2 separate regions of the Homo sapiens genome follow, and region 1 is linked to region 2. Evidence: chromatin contacts called from ENCODE Hi-C or POLR2A ChIA-PET data. All regions are on one chromosome and are shown on one strand. The core of a region is the stretch at or near the end of the contact, and the rest is flanking DNA. Distances in the headings are between cores, read along the strand shown.

Region 1 (2,700 bases), core at 197-2,696, 340 kb after region 2:
TCTCTAACTTATCCCCTTTTTTATTGAGATTCTTAAGGTTGGAAATACAGTTGTCCCTTGGTATCTGAGGGAGACTGATTCCAGGAAGTCCTCCACCCCATCACAGATACCAACATCAGAGGATGCTTAAGTCCTTTGCATAAAATGGTGTATTTGCAAATAACCCACACACATCTTCTTGCATGCTTTAAATCATCTCTAGTTTATAATACCTAATACAATCTATATAGTTGTATTGTCTTTTTATGCGTATTTTAAAACTGTATTCTATTTTAATTTTTTCCAAATATTTTTGATCTATGGTTAGCTGAAACTGAGGATGCAAACTGGATATAGAGGACCAATTTTTGCGTGAAAAGGGCAGAGTCGCACCTTATAGTTTTATCCTGCACGTCAGACTCTACACCTGTGTTCTACTGTATGCCAGCCAGCCAGCACACCAGCACCATAAGGCTTTCGTCAAACTCAAAGCATAACAAAATACTGCGGTCTTTGAAAAAAATATTAACCATTTCTTTACAACAAAAAGGTCAACTTCTGAGATGCTTCTTCCTCAATACTGTAGCTGCCGTGCATGGGGAAACACAGGTAACGAACTTTGGTATCTTGTAGTGGGAAGAGTTCTGGTGGTACAGTCAGAACAGCTGGGCTCAAGTCCTTTCTCTGTCAGTTACATGCCCTGGGAACTTCCTGACCCCAAGAACTATACCTGAAAGTGAGAATAATCCCTCTCACCTCCAAGGGTTGTTACAAGGATCCAACTGCAAATACTGGCTTATTAGAATTTGCCTTTTTTAAAAGGGAAGATTAGGTACTGAGTTCCAATCCCAATTTAGCTGGTACGGAAAGTCTTCTGGTAACGGGGGTTCGTTCTGATTACGTGTCACTTTTTGTTGCACTTTAACTGCAACAAAGATGGAGGATTAAACACAGGGTTTATTAGGCCACCCCTAACCTTTACGCGACGTTTCTGATATTTCAAACAAGTCTTCGGTGCGTTCCAGTCCCAGGCCATGAGCCTCCTGGAACCCCGCCGGCCGAGCAGGAAAACGAGGCGGTCCCCCGACCACCCACAGCCACAGCGCGCGGCACAGACTCGGACCGCCAGGCTCCCGCCGCCGGGGTTAGCCGGGCTCCGGCCTCCCTCGACCCCGATGCCGGCAGGGAGGCGCCTCGGCGGGCGGGCCACTCACCAGGTCAGAAAGACCCCGGTCTTGCGGCCCCTCCTCACGGCATAGAACATCCCGAACCCGCGAGAGCCGCGGCGGCAGGGCAAGGCGGCCAAGGCGACTCTGTGGGCCAGGAACAGAAGCCAGCTCATCGCTCACTCCCGGCACCGGGAAGCATTTCGACTCCCGGCCCAGCGTGGGCGCGAGCCGCCGGCGCTCAACACCGCACTTCCGTCACCGGCGCGGGAAGATGACGCACGTCTGGGCGGAGTCCTGATGAGGGCCGGGGCCTAGGGAGGGGCGGTGTCGTAGGGCGGAGCCCGGAGCTCGGCCCCTGACGAGCCCGAACTCGTCAACTTCCTGTCGGTACTTGAAGAAGCGGAGCCAGGGCTGAGATCCCGAAGGCGGGCGAGGTCTGGGATGGGGCGGGGCCTATGGGAGCGGGGCTGAAGCCCTGGGCCCGGCAGAGGAAGGTCGAGATGGACCATGTTGGGCCCCTTCTCTCCCCGCCCCCAGGCCGCAGTTCGGGGGCCACGCCCCGGCGTGCTCGGGTCACCGCGGGAAGCCCTTGAACCCCCTGGCGCCCGGCACCCACGTGCGGTAACCGCGGCTCCTCGAGAGCTCCAGGGATGCGGATCTACAGTAAGGGCTGTGGCCAGATGAATGAATGCACATTTTTTAGTGGGCAGAAAGATGTTAGAATTCATGAATTAGAATAAGCACAAAGGAGGGCGAGAGGGGAGGCCGTGGAAGCCGCATTCCTCCCCTTGCCTTGGGCGCCCACCCCCGAAGGGGCGCGTCCCCTCCCTGCTCCACTGCACGTGGGTGTTTAACCAGGGGATATCCAGTGCCTCAAGCACCACGACCCGGGAGAAAACTGAGTTGAGAAGGTAACTTTTAGAATTCTCCCCATTTGACCTTTTGCTCTGTAAGCAAATCAAGTAATTTTAAAAGTGTTCATGGGTTGGAGGGGCGTGGTGGCTTACGCCTGTAATCTCAGCACTTTGGGAGGCCAAGGCGGGTGGATCACCAGGTCAGGAGATCGAGACCATCCTGGCCAATATGATGAAACCCTGTCTCTACTAAAAATACAAAAATTAGCCGGGCGTGGTCGCCTGCGCCTGTAATCCCAGCTACTCAGGAGGCTGAAGCAGGAGAGGCGCTCGAACTCGAGAGGTGGAGGTTGCATCTGGGCGACAGAGCGTGATTCCGTCTCAAAAAAAAAAAAAAAGTCTCCATTGGCAAACATTGTTATTCGAATTATTTTTAAACCACTTTTCTTTAATTTTCTTAAGGTCTTCTAACAAGCCTTTTGCACACCTGCCATGTATTTTGTCAGGCCTTGGGGATGAAGGTGAGAAATTCGAGAATCCCCGGAGATAACACATCAGCAAATAGTGCGCAGGCAGAACAAGCTGTTGGAGGTGAGAGACACAGAGCAGAGAAGCACCCGCACCTGGAGAGTCAGGAGGGCCTCACATCAGAACGCCTGAGCAAATACAGTTTTGAAGGATACTAATTTTTTAAAAAG
Region 2 (2,700 bases), core at 42-2,541:
TCGCGGTTTTTTTTTTGTTTGTTTCACAAGACACTTATGTATGCATTTGAATGGGTACCAATTCCAAAGTGGTGGAGATTCAAAGCCGAATCAAACATTTGCCTCTACATGCACATCCAGCAGCACAGCATCCTGCACTTAAGAGCAGCATGTGCTCTAAAAGACACTCTCCCTGCAGACATATCACTGCAACGCCTTCTTCCCCTGGCTAGAAGAAAATGGGTCATCTTAGCCTAGTTTTGCTCCAGGTGTGGAATAAAATAAGTGGGGGAGAGGACTGTATTTCCTGCAGGAAATCGTGGTGTGCTATTCCACTCATTTTCTCTGCATGCGACTGATTTTATATCTGCCTTGGCGTGGGCCAAGGGATATACTTCTCTATGAAAAAGCTCATATTTCTCAGTCATATTATCAGAGGAAGCAATAAAATGAGTTTCAAGTGGCTGTATAAGTAACTTTTTAGATCTATGAAGAAAAAATATAATTCAAAAAGAAGCAAAAAAAGGCTTAAAGACTACAGGAGGTAATATTGATTTGCTTTAGAAAATAACTGGCTTCGAGTTCTCACAGGTAAAGCTTTCAAGAAATGCTTCTTGGGTTCTGAAGATCACAGGGAACATTGTAAGGCTGTGATGAAGTCTGCAAAGAGCACAGGGAAATGAAGGAAGGTCACATGGCACTTGAGCCTCGGTACCAACTGAGTCTGTGGGAGGGAGGCCTGGGCGTGGAGGGCCCTGAAGAATGACTGCCAGACTGAAAACCTGTCACCTGGGTAGATGGGTGCATGATGACATCGTGGATTCGCTTTCAGAGAGACCAGATCGAGATATCATCTTGCTAGGAGTCTAGGAAACCAACTACACAAACAGAAGCTTCGTGGCTTTCTGGAAACACAGCCATGGGTGGTGGCTACATGTTTGCAGAGTAGTGACGGGCGGTTCCCTAACCAATCACGGTTTTGTGTGTCTTTCTTGTTAAGAGATAAATGTCAAGGCAAAGAGGGAAAGGGTCAAGAAAGACAATTCAGAAGAATCTGAGCCCAGGAGCCTCAGGGTCCTACAAACTGCCCAAGCCTGAGACTGGCAAGATGGATTATTCTTCACAGGACCAGGACTGAAGCTGGAAGGGCACATAGCTTACAATAAAATGCGTAGTTTGCAGATGACAACGAAGAGAGATGTGGCCTACTTCCTATCACTTGGCCTGCACATTCTCAGGCCTTGGTCGAAACACCACTTCCTCCCACGGAGTTGACTGATCCACAAAGGTCGCTGGGACTTTCCCTGGTCCTTTCCCGTGGCAGCCTGCACTCCCCCCACACATGCAACACATTGATCACCACCGGCACCCGGGTTCCTGGCCAGACTCTCAACTGTATGAGCAACGAGCTCACACCTCCCACTCATGGGAATATGCAAGCAGCCAGCTCAGGCTGTGACAGGCACCTAAGAGGCCTTTAGTAAACTGTGTGCTGACGAAGGAGGAGGGAAGAATTCATCCCGCCCCCTCTGAGTATGTGAGGATGTTTTGCGCGTTCTTAAATGCATAAAAAATAAACTTAGAAAAAGTCTGTTTATCAAGTACAAGTCAGTGAAGACTGGTTCACCCTAGAACCCCATGGAAAGGGTTTGCTACTCAGTATCCAAAGCGCCCCACTAAAAAAGAGGCTTTGCTTGTGAATCAATTCACAAGGGGCTGCTGGGGCCAGGTCAAGGTGCAGCCCTGTAGGTGGCCCCCAGGGTGGACACCTGCCCTCTGCTCTCTCTATGCTCCTCCTCCCAAAACTGCTCACTCCCATTCTGAGGGCTGGAACGGCATGGCGGCATGCCTGTGGACAAAGCCAGAACCAATTCGTCCAGTGGACTCCCCAGCTCCGACCACATGTCCCATGTGACCCCTAAACTCCCCATGTATCAAGCAGAAAGTGCTCCTCTGTGGCACCCACCTCTTCCAACCAAGAGAACCATCCCGGGAACAAACGCTTCAGAGTAGTTACACCTCTCTATCATTCTCAAACTCTAAATGCAAAACAAAGCTCACTGAATTGTACTTTTTAATGTCTGTTGTGTTGCCTTTTCTTCAATCTAACCTAAGATCTGGCCATGACTTTATTTCATTCCAGGTTGTCTGGAGACACCGCCTGCCTGATTCCCGCCTTACCGGCTAAACTTGTCTCCCTGTAGTCTCTGCCTGGTCCCATCTCGGCCTGTATTTGCCGTTTTCCATCATTAAAACAAGAAAACATACAGTGTCTTACTTTAAGGACTCACCATCCAGACACAGTCTTAGGCTCAAGTGCTACTTCCAACAGGAAGTCAGCTTCAACCCTGCCGTAAGAGCAACCGGCACTTACGCAGCTCCTACCATGCGCCCGGCTTTACCTCTAATAGTCACATCCGCCTTACTTTACACCTTAGGTTGCTCAACTAGAAAGATTCAGAATTGGGTGATACACACCTGCCCATCCAACCAGCCCTGATTGCCAAACAGGTTTCACCTCAAAGGACCAGAGGTGCCTGACTGGACACTCTATCACAAGGCTCCAGGCTCTGCTGCAGGGCCCCATGATCAAGGCACACTGCCTGCCCCATACACAGGCAGGAAGAGGCAGCCCCGTGTGAAAGTTTTCTGCCACTCTAGCAGAGGCTGAGCTGCCCAGGGATAACTGCTCCAACAAGACCTCCCCACCACACGCAGTCC

Evidence for each region. A loop is a pair of places that touch in the nucleus more often than their neighbours do. ChIA-PET counts read pairs that join two places held with the same protein, here RNA polymerase II (POLR2A). Pooled maps may share reads with other maps.
Region 1: a loop to region 2 is called in a pooled map, with 11 times the contacts of the local background. The contact joins the promoter of RNASEH1-DT here to the enhancer-like site in region 2. A Hi-C loop is called at or near these places in 2 of 37 single-sample maps with no recorded cell type and 11 of 50 pooled maps. POLR2A ChIA-PET finds 5 or more read pairs at or near these places in 4 of 52 experiments (B cell, GM12878, activated CD4-positive, alpha-beta T cell and 1 more).

Annotation. Positions count from the first base shown.
Region 1 is chr2:3,556,940-3,559,639 of GRCh38, forward strand. It overlaps RNASEH1-DT (RNASEH1 divergent transcript), which reads left to right and starts at 1,447. Exons shown (of 3, transcript NR_038429.1): 1 at 1,447-2,059; 2 at 2,509-2,700. RNASEH1 (ribonuclease H1) reads right to left here and starts at 1,394. Exons shown (of 8, transcript NM_002936.6): 1 at 1,194-1,394. The coding sequence starts at 1,321. RefSeq lists silencers at 1,056-1,155, 1,526-1,845 and an enhancer at 1,246-1,495.
Region 2 is chr2:3,221,985-3,224,684 of GRCh38, forward strand. The region is part of intron 4 of EIPR1 (EARP complex and GARP complex interacting protein 1); the gene reads right to left. Among named protein-coding and RNA genes, the nearest start is that of LINC01250, 97 kb to the left of the region's middle. RefSeq lists an enhancer at 1,184-1,383. Within about 2 kb of position 1,292, at least 7 of the 41 ENCODE cell types and tissues checked have a DNase peak (open chromatin) inside an H3K27ac peak, as active enhancers do; they include B cell and GM12878, where a contact is called at or near this core.